2 separate regions of the Homo sapiens genome follow, and region 2 is linked to region 1. Evidence: read pairs that join two places in POLR2A ChIA-PET (ENCODE). Cell type or tissue: Panc1. All regions are shown on one strand. Each heading gives the region's core, and the rest is flanking DNA. Links, peaks and the distances in the headings are about the cores only.

Region 1 (5,384 bases), core at 209-5,208:
GGAACTCATCCTTCCCAATAAGACATTTCTAATACAGAGTGGCTGAATAATAACCTTGACCACTAAATCAACATAGACCCTGTCTCATTAAAGAGATCTTTGATACAAGTAACAGACTCCAATGCGTGAAAGTGAGAATTTGTTGGAAGGACCCATGTGTATCACACAGAACTCAACAACGCTTCATCTCTAGGAAAGAAGAAATCAGAGCCTGGAGAATCAGTAGGGACCAAGGGAGCTATTGCAAATCTTTCTGTGGCACTAGGGCTCCTTGCCTCTACTTCCCTCCATGTGCCTACTTTATTTTTCTCTCTTTTCACACCTTTTGCACATGGAGAGACAGCTCTATCACAGCCCTAGCATCACACTGCTTCCTAACATCCAGACCCCCAAGTAACTGATGACCATACTAGGTCCAAACTCCTAGCAGAGAATCTAATTGGCCCAGATTGGGGCAGGTGTCCATCTCTTCCAATCAGCTATGACCAGTAAAGTAACTGTTGGTCAGTACAGAAATAGCTACAAGAGTCCACCCATTTGGGTAGGTGAACAGTTCCCAGAAAAGGGGCTGGGAAGATATACCAAAAGGTCTTCTACTACAAATTTGGTTACAATTCATTATATTCATTCCTGGCAATGTATTAAATTCTTTCACTTATGATCATTTCTGTGGTTGCAAGCCATAAGAGATATCCTTATTCGAGGTAGAATTTATGTTTGATCTCTAAGTCCCATGTCTAAAACTTAAGATCATGGCTGACATAAAGTCTGTACCCTTAGAATAAAGTCCTATCTATAATCTTTATTCTTTTCAACTGTTCCCTTTAGAACCATACACATACTAACTTAGCATATCAAAATTAGTATAGGCAAAGTTTTACCCAAAGGATTTCTAATTCTAGATAAACAGAGAGGTTGGGAAAGATTAAAGAGCTATATTCTATCTATTGCATGCCAATTGGAATATCTGAAAAATCAAAAAAGGAAGCAAACAAATAATTATTCCAGAGAGAAGTCTGATCAGAAGGCGTATTACAGTCATGGTTAGGTATTTCTGTTGATATCTTGATTATGCTTAACCAATTATAGATCTTTTATTTTTGTTACTCTTCAATATTTTGATTATCAATGCAGAGAACAAATCGTAACATTTCTTGAACATTTGCTACATGCAAATCATTTTATTTAATGTAAGGATAACCACTTAATTCTTATATTAGTCCCATGAGGCAGATATTTATGTTATTATTTTGCAGATGAGAACATTAAAGCCCAGGAAATTTGAGTGGCTGGTCATAGTCACACAGCTAGTGAGCCTGTATTTGTCCATGGGTACAATAACCCAGTTCTGTCCACCACTCAAAATTTGCCTCCCCACACTGATGTCTCCCTTAAATGTGTATATATATAATTTATATGATGTATGATTGCATATCCACAGAAAGAATAACAAAATGCTTAGAAGTTCTAGGTCTTACCTCTGAAATCAATAATTCTACAACCTTAGGAAAATCAGTTCAACTTTGCAAACCCATTTTCTTCACTTCACTACACATAAAAGAGCTTCCAGCGGCAGGTGTCATGTCAAAGTACTGAAATGAAATGTTATACAGACCAGACAGTGGGTCCTCCTCAGTATCCCCACAATGTTAATTTCTCTGCTTCCTATCACTAATCATTGGATTAGTATGAGAGGTAACCAATAAAATAAAATAGCATCCTCTGTTTCCCTTGACTTCCAATTCCTAAAGACAGCTTGGAGATGTCTATGAAACTTTGGGTGGTAATAGAAGGGAAAAAGTTAGCTCTATTTTTAATAACTTGGTATTTTGGCTCGTGATTGAATCATCACTGTTCTCCCACTGCTGGTTCCTCCTTTCTGTATGCATTGCTCTTCCCTTCTTCTTCAGCCAGAAGGTGGAGTGGGGTCATCTTCTGAGCAGACCTGAAGTTCTTCCCAGCCAAATCACCCTAGTGCTATGCACAGAGCACTATATTGGAGAGTTGAAAGACCTGGGCTGGACTGGAAGTCTCAACTCTGCCATCACCAACTTGGTAGCTGGCGAATCAGATCCTATCTTTGGCCTTCAATCTACCTATGTAAAATGAGAGAGCTAAAGAAAAATATCTTCCTAGGCCCCTTCCAGCTTTAGTGTTTTATCACCTTGCATGAGAAGAGACAACATTCATCAAAGTTTACCTGGTCTCTGCAGCCAATCCTTTCCAGGGCTTTTTGGCCCTGAGAACACTAATGGGTTTTCTTTCAAGCCCTAGTTCTTCCTGCTTTCTGAGCCTAACAGATGTGAGGTCAATATACAGAGAAGAGCACAGCGGATGATATTCACTTCCCATGTCATTTGCACATTTCACTGTGACATTTTGTGGTTCATTCTGCATGTTTTGCTGATGTCTATCTAAAAAGGCATGTACTTTAAGAGGTTCCTTTTCATAAAGAATACTTGAGTGAGCAGGGCCTCCAGGCTTCACAACTCCCGGTATGAAAGATACCTCTAGATTGTGCAACCTGAGGGCCTATTATAGTGGTGGGGGGACTGGGGAGGAGGGAGCGGTGCAGTCTGTGGCAGACTTTGGCACAGCTGCTCAGGACTGTTATACGAGTGTCAGAGGGCACAAACTGGTTAGCACTTGGTTCAGGTATTTTTAATTCAGATATTTGAAATTCCAGCTTCACTATTTATTTGCCATTTGATCTCAGGCAAGATATTTAACCTCTCTGCACTTCCCTTTCTGATCTGTAAAAAGAGAATAACGTTCATTCCTACTTCACAGGATTGTTGTTGAAGACAAAAAAAAATCTTTCATATAAAATGCTTAGCAGAGTGCCTAGTAATAAAACATGTTAATTAATGTCATTATCCCTTCAAACACACATGCAAACATACAGAATAAATTTTTTAAAAGCAAAGTTTTGATTATAAGACACCAAGACCAATTTCCCTATTGCATAAGCAATAAGCAAAACACATACGGTTTCTCATTTCTTTGAGTTTTCAAGTAAAACTATGGGTATACAATTCAGAGCTGGGCCAAACTGAATTTCCAGGAAAGCAATACCTGAGAAAGTTTTAAAGAAGAGCAAGATTTGTTGGCTGAAAAACATAAACACATCTCAACCTCAGAATCAGAATGGGAGCAAATAGCACAGCTGGCCTCTGACCACTTACTAATGAACTGCCACCTGCATGAAGACCAGGGTACACTGGTCAAATTTAACTCCATTCCATAGCTCTACTCCATGTTCCTTTATTTCACTTCCTTACTGAGATAGTACATCCCCAAAAGGAGCTTAGGAAAACTGTGTGTTTTCATGCAATAAAGTTATCATGGAGAATGTGGCAGTGATGGAGTATATCATTTTGGACATTGTGAGCATTCTTCCAGCTATGGTTTGAATGTTTGTCTCCTCTAAGACTCATGTTGAAATTTGATCCCCAGTATTGGAAGTGGGGCCTAATGGGAGGTGTTTGAATCATGTTTGAATTTCCTCATGAATATTTGTTCCTTTGAGAGCTGGTTGTTTAAAAAGAGTCTGATACCTCTCTGTCTCTCTGTCTCTCTCTCTCTGTCTTGCTTCCTCTCCCACAACGTGATTTCTGCACACATAGGCTCCCCTCACCTTCTGCCATGAGTGGAAGTAGCCTGAAGTCCTCACCAGATACAGATGCCAGTACTATGCTTCTTCTGCAGTCTGCAGAACTGTGAGCCAAATAAACCTCTTTCTTTCTTTCTTTCTTTTTTTTTTTTTGAGATGGAGTCTTGCTCTGTCACCCAGGCTAGAGTGCAGTGGTGCGATATCGGCTCACTGCAAGCTCTGCCTCCCGGGTTCACACCATTCTCCTGCCTCAGCCTCCCAAGTAGCTGGGACTACAGGTGCACACCACCACGCCCAGCTAATTTTTTTTGCATTTTTAGTAGAGACGGGGTTTTACTGTGTTAGCCAGGATGGTCTCAATCTCCTGACCTCATGATCCACCCGCCTCAGCTTCCCAAAGTGCTGGGATTACAGGCATGAGCCGCCGCGCCTGGCCTAAACCTCTTTCTTTATAAATTACCCAGCCTCAAGTTTTCCTTTATGGCAACACAAAATGGACGAAGACACCATCTATGTGTAAAATTTTCTGCCCACATGCTGAGGTCACACATACAAATAGCTACAGGGTTCAGACAGGCAACATGATTGAGTAAAATGAACTGGCATGGGACTGTGGGCAGACCAGAAAATATACACCCTGTCTAAAGAAGGAAACTGCTATACTGCTTCAGACTACTATTTCCATGCTCATTGAGTGCCATCTTATCTTTCCATTTTACAAAAAAAGTAAAAACTCTGAATTTTTATGTGAAACTTCTCAAACTTTTAATTGATGGCAACTTGTGCAAAAAATTTAAAATACCACTGGGGTCTGTCTTATCCCCACAGTCTTAGCCACACTGGAACATCCAGCAATAATCAGAGCTCAGAATCTTCAGATGACTGGGGGGATGAGGATGGTAGTGAGACAGACTTCAGGTCCTAATGCATTGTTTTTATCAAACCCATTGTGGTTTGTCATAATATCTTAAAGGTACAAATGATTTTCATACTTCTGCTTCCAATCATTAGGGAATAACTAGTAATGAATCTTCCTTCCCACCATAAACAAGTATAAATATGGTCAAAATATATGAGGCATCTGTTTTCAAGCATTGAACAACAGGTAGTGAAAGATTATGATTCCTGAGAGAAGGGAAACAAACAAGGTTTCCTTAGCTTTCTGCTGGGGAAGCACTTTCCTTCCACAATGTAGAAAACTGGGGCCCAAGTGGAGCGGCAATCTTGCTAAGTTGAAAAGGCAGAAAATAAGATTCCAGGCTGCAGAAGTAACTGGAATTTGCAGGGCAGGGTACCAGAAAAGAGACACCTCCAAAAGCAGATATCTCAGAAGTCTGTGTGAGGATTCACTATAGGTCTATGGCTGTAGAATGCACTGAGATTTTTTTCAGGGCAAGACCTAACAAGGTCTAGTAGAGAACAGCTGCTGTGGGGCTGACAGCTGAATGGAGAAATAGGAAGTTGTGCAGTACTGAGAACACTGGAGTCCTAGCACATCCAGGATGAAGAGAAAGTAATGAAAGTTATGGCAAAAAAAAAAAAAAAGGGAATGTAATGAAAGTAATGCCATTGAAAGTAATGGCAAAAACCACAATTACTTTTGCACCAACCTAATAGAAAAAGAACCACAGCACAAGATTAAGGTCAAAATCACCATAAAATTGCCCTAAAAATAATTCAACATAAAAACTTCTATAGTTATTTAACTGCTTCCCAGAACAAAACTAAACATTCTTTAAAAGAAGATGAAACAATTCAGATTCCTACAACA
Region 2 (5,384 bases), core at 235-5,234, 58 kb after region 1:
CAATTGGGTGGCTCTCCAATATCACCTGGAATTAAAATATATTTCCCTGCCACCCTGCTCTGTGAGACTGTCAGTCAAAGACCCAGACAAAGGATCACACGTTTTCTAAATCCACTTCCACCTGCTGGAGTACGTGATTGTCAACATTTGAATGTTCCAGAGGAAAGAAGGAGCTACTGATCGTCAGGAAGGTGCTAGCACGCTTGACTTTAGGATATCCATGGAGGCAACGTAGGGTATCATCATCTTCTTTCACTTAAAAATCTCTCCCCAGGGGTGCCAGAAATCTCACTACGATTTGTCTGTAGCATTGGGGTGAAGCAATGGGCCATATTTCTACTTTGTAACATCCTAAGAAGATATGTTCTCAGAAAGATGGGGCTAAACATTTCTCTTTTCCTAAAGAACTCTTTTTCCCTTTTTCCTCTTTTGAGATTCCTATATCATGGGGGTAGTTGTCATAATCAGTGACAAATACTCTAGCATGAATTAGTTTGTTCAAATTACATTTCTACAAGCACACTTTTATAAAATAACAAACAAAAGTTAGTTTTTGAAGACGCTAGAAATCTATTGGGGGAACGCTGGGCATAACTGCAAAGGTTACGAAAATTATAGGACAGTGCATTCATGACAAATGAATTATATAAATATAAAATTCTGCAGCAGTTTAGAGTAGGGGGAATCATGGAAAGCCTCTAGGAGGAGGCAGGACTTGAACTAGGAAAGATAAAATATAAGTGGAAAAATGTAGTAATCATCCAACGTTTTGTTACAGTCACCATTGGAACACTTTTCTTTGAGGGGATGATATCATCTGCGCTAATACTTTTGAAAAGTTGATCTGGAAGGCACCAGACCTGTTCTGGCTCATGCTACCAGGCTATCTTCCCTGCGTTCTCACAGGTTCCCCAGCCCTCAGCCCTGCCATTTATTCTACAAAGAGCACTAGAGGGGTTTAAAACTCTAATTGGATCCTAATGTGACTCCTCATTGGTTTCAGGAGAAAATTTAAACCTACACACCTAGTTTACAAGCAAGGTCTAGCTTCAACTCTCCCCCTCCCCAACACTGAATTTCAGCCATGTTCTCTCTCCTCCTGGCTTTGAATGGTGATTCCTCCCTCCTTCCCACCACCAACCTAGTTAGCTTGCGTGCATCTTTCCATCTTCATGCTACAGATCATTTCTTCCAGAAACCTAATCTGAACCCCCAGACTAGATCCCTTTCCTTTTTTTTTTTCTTTTGAGATAGAGTCTCTCTCTGTTCCCAGGCTGGAGTGCAGTAGCGCAATCTTGGCTCACTGCAACCTCCACCTCCCAGGTTCAAGTGATTTCCTCCTGTCAGCCTCCCAAGTAGCTGGGATTACAGGCGTGTGCCACCATGCCTGGCTAATTTTTCTATTTTTAGTAGATACAGGGTTTCACCATGTTGGCCAGGCTGGTCTTGAACTCCTGACCTCAGGTGATCCAACCACCTCAGCCTCCCAAGATGCTGGGATTACAGACGTGAGCCACTGTGCCTGGCCCCTAGATCCCTTTCTACTATGTGTCAGCACTGTTCAACCCAGTGAATCTACTGCTGACAAGTGAGTCACAGTCTCTGCTCTTGGTGGAGTTCCCATTCTGGTGGGACAAGACACAGAATCATTAAATAAACATAAATATATATGATAATTTCAGATGATGTTAAGGACTGTAATAAAAATAAAACAGAATGGCAGGCCAGGGAACAATGAACAGTGAAGGGGATGTGTCCTGCTTACATGAAAAAATAGGGAGTTTGGGGCCTTCCCACATGTTCCTCTTGTACCCTGCACTTCCCCATTAGCGGTAATAACAACTTAATGTGATAACAGCCTTTTTTTTTTTTTTTTGAGACAGAGTCTCTCTCTGTCACCCAGGCTGGAGGGCAGTGGCATCATCTCATAGGTTCAAGTGATTCTCCTGCCTCAGCCTCCTGAGTAGCTGGGACCATAGGTGCGTGCCTGCATGCCCAGCTAATTTTTTTGTAGCAGCCATTTTTTTAACTGATTTTCTGTGCAAGATTAAAAATGCAGGGTCAAGGTCTATCCATTTCTTTATTTGCCTCTAGTTGTTAACATGCTGCCCAGAATATAGTGCTTGATAAGTATTGGTGGAATGAATGAGAGATTAGAAGGGAGAAAGACTTGGAATTTAAAGGCCATTATAGTTGTCCAGTTAGAGCTCATGAGGGCCTGGGCTAAGATGGCGTGACATTCAGGATAGAAAACAGAGGCTGGATGTGATGAGTGGTATTGTAGAGGAAATAACAACAGGAGCTGGTGACTAACTGGAAAAGGGAAGGAGATCAGGAGGAGTAAAGGACACCACCTTTTAGTCTTTGGACACAGGTTACAGGGAGAATGAGAGACAGCTAACTACTCATTAAAACCCATCTTCTCTGGGACACACAGTCAGATATTACCCAGCCTCCTTGGCAATTACACCATGTGACCAAGTTCTAGCCAATGAAATGTGAACAAAATGATGTGCGCCACTCCCAGGCCTGGCCTGTGTAAATCTCCACACAGGATTCTCAGTGCCTTTTCTCCTCTTGCCATCTGGATGTCAATGCTTGGGACTTCCTCAGAAGCCATGCACTGAAGATGACAGAAGCTCCCCTCACCCTGATCCCTGAATGGCAGTGAGAGCAGAGCCCACCCTCCCCTCATCCCTGCCCCCTGGAATTACCTTGAGCTATTTCTAGATCAAGAGATGTCTATAGATCAAGAAATGAATGGAAATAGGAAATTTAGGAGAAAAAGATGGTTCGGGTTTGGGCAAACCCAAACCACCCTAAAACGAAATCGAGAACACTGATCAATTTAGTTTTAGGAAGTAGAATGTGAAGTTTCAAAAATATTCAGTTGAAGATGTCTCAAAGGAAGGTGGAAAAGCTAGTTCAGAGTTTAGAACCAGGCTGGGGACATGATGAATAGAGATGAGGTCATTTGTTTAAAATGGGAGGAAGTGAGGTTAACAAGAGGGAGCGGATAGAGGGAACACATGGGCATAATCTCTAAAAATCACTATATTCAAAGATCAGGAAGAGCAGATGCCACAAGGGACAGAGGAGTGGTCTGAGGAAACCAAAATGGTGGACACTGAAGAACCAGAAACTGGCGTCCCAAATCCTGGGGCAAGGCCCAGGAGGAAGGGGGCTTGGGTATGGTCAGGGAATATGACACTGCTGGGGCCGGAAGTGGCCTCAGGGCCAGCGGTGGCATCAGAGCACAGTGGAAATAGAAACCAAATTGTACACTGGTGGCTTGACCCGTATGTGGAAGCCATCATATTGCAGTAGATCATTAAAAGCTACGTCTTGATTACCTAGGGGAAGTCGCAGAGTAAAGAAAAGGCTGTTCTCACCTTGAGGCTGGAGGGTCTTGAGGGTCTTCATTCTACTGAATGAAGCTGTAAGATGGAGAAGGAATAAGGAATGTGAAAGTCTCTGGCAGAGAATTTGGGAAGTAATAGTATGAAAGGCCTGAGTTAGGGATACATCTCTGTCAACAGAGGGACCCTTTCGTAGAAGGTTCTCCTTCATTGAAGGAGAACATAACTGCTTTGACTCCAATAAGGGTAGAGAAAGTGGGAAGGGGTTAAGGTGCCTGGCCTAGGAGCAGATGGCAAAAACCTGGCCCATGAGGACCAGATTCTCCCTGCAGGCTGCATGCTTGCAAGATCTCCCCTCACCCTTTTGTTCTAAGTTTATTTTGAAGCACCTGTTCGCTTTTATCTAGAGTCTTACCTCTCCAGTTTTATGTACTTCTGGTCACCAAATCTTAAGACTATGTTCAGTGTCACTGACTTGGGGCCTGAATGGTGCTTCGGTACCCTAAAAAGAGATGATATATAATTATGGGAAAGTCAATATACTGTCTGAAAGAGTAGAAAAGAAAAACCTGTTTTACACTTGTAACATAATTACTACAGAGCCTGTTCTGGAAAACAGACTGCATCTCTTGAATTGTAAACTCTCAGGGACGTGGACCCCTGGGATAGAAAGGAAAATCTATTTTCTTCCCCTAACATAGAGCCTTAAACATAGTAAGACCTCAGCAAATGTTAGCAGCACTTATTAATATTATTATTAACAATTCTCCCCTGGGGATTATGTAGTCAGCCCAGAAACGTTATTGCAAACATTAGAGCAAAGGGTCTTTGATCATTTACACTGAAGTCCAGAACTTCCATGGCAGGGATACCTGGGAGGGGGATGTGAAGAGGAGGCAGGATGACCATGGGGCCTCGGCTTTCCATTAATAAAGAGGGTAAAATTTATACTTTAATTATTTCACCAAATGAGATGGTATCTTCAGTCTCAGAGATACCCTGACAGGACTGAAAGAAGCCATTCATCACACAACCTTAAACTTGTGTTCCATTTTTGGATCACACTGCCTATGGTTTCCTAAGCATTAATATTGTTCATAAATCTTTTAATTATCTTGTGAGATTAAACTGTATTGCAATCTTATATTCAGTGTTACTAGGTTAAATGTAAACACAGGTTATGGGATTCAAAATGTGCTTACCTATTTAAATGATTTTTTAAGCCCCATTTTGACTTTTCTTCATTTTTCAATTACGTGAAAGTCCTAATACATCAGAAATGAGGTTGCCTGCCCTCTCTTGACAGATGAGAGTTCTGGCTAGAGATTAGCTAGTTTAGTGATTCTTAACCAAAGGAACATGTCTGATTCATCGGTGGAATTTCTGGAAAAACAATGCCCTGCCCACCCCAAGATTCTGATTCAAGAGATCTGGAGTGTAGCTAGGACCTGCATCTATTCTGAAACATCCTTGGATTTTCTGGTCCACAGTTCTGATGAAGATCCACTGACACGGTCCAGTTGTCTCTCCAGCCTCCCCACCTGGGGCTCCACCCACAGGTTCACAGTCGGCATGTAATTTACAAACATATGCCCTGACTTGAAGGGCCTGGGGCAGGTGCATTTGCACTCTCTTAATATCAGCAAGTGAATCATTTATTTCTTGCCATCCTTATTAAATCAGAGCCCTGAAGCAAGACCACGATGTTGTGCCTCCTAAAAACCATGTGCATCTGGCTTCGGAAAAAATTAAAGAAAAAAAAAAGAGCCAACGTTCTCTCACCCACCCCCTTTCTCCCCATGCTCCCTCTCCCCCTCTTGAAATTTGGTGTGGGAGGCACATGTCCCAAAACTTAAATTGCTGATTAACCGGGAAGCTTGCTTTATGGATGGGACTTTAGTTCCTATGCCACTGGGCATAGAAATGTGATCGATGAATTAGCACTTTCTTAGCATAGCAGCCCCTCAGTTGTGCACTCTCTGTATCCTAGGACTGTGGGTCTTGCCCTAGGGGCACTCTTCCCAA

Evidence for each region. ChIA-PET counts read pairs that join two places held together with the same protein. Peaks named below come from ENCODE experiments on the same cell type or tissue, not always from the same donor. Only the 100,000 strongest peaks of a DNase experiment are listed, where the experiment ranks them.
Region 2: POLR2A ChIA-PET joins it to region 1 with 6 read pairs; 2 of 35 experiments call an interaction of 5 or more read pairs at or near these places.

What each region holds. Positions count from the first base shown.
Region 1 is chr2:206,991,710-206,997,093 of GRCh38, forward strand. No RefSeq gene overlaps it. Among named protein-coding and RNA genes, the nearest start is that of CPO, 55 kb to the left of the region's middle. In Panc1, for the core only: no CTCF peak of the experiment used is centred there; no DNase peak of the experiment used is centred there; H3K27ac peaks cover 1,644 bases.
Region 2 is chr2:207,049,965-207,055,348 of GRCh38, forward strand. No RefSeq gene overlaps it. Among named protein-coding and RNA genes, the nearest start is that of MIR2355, 57 kb to the right of the region's middle. In Panc1, for the core only: no CTCF peak of the experiment used is centred there; no DNase peak of the experiment used is centred there.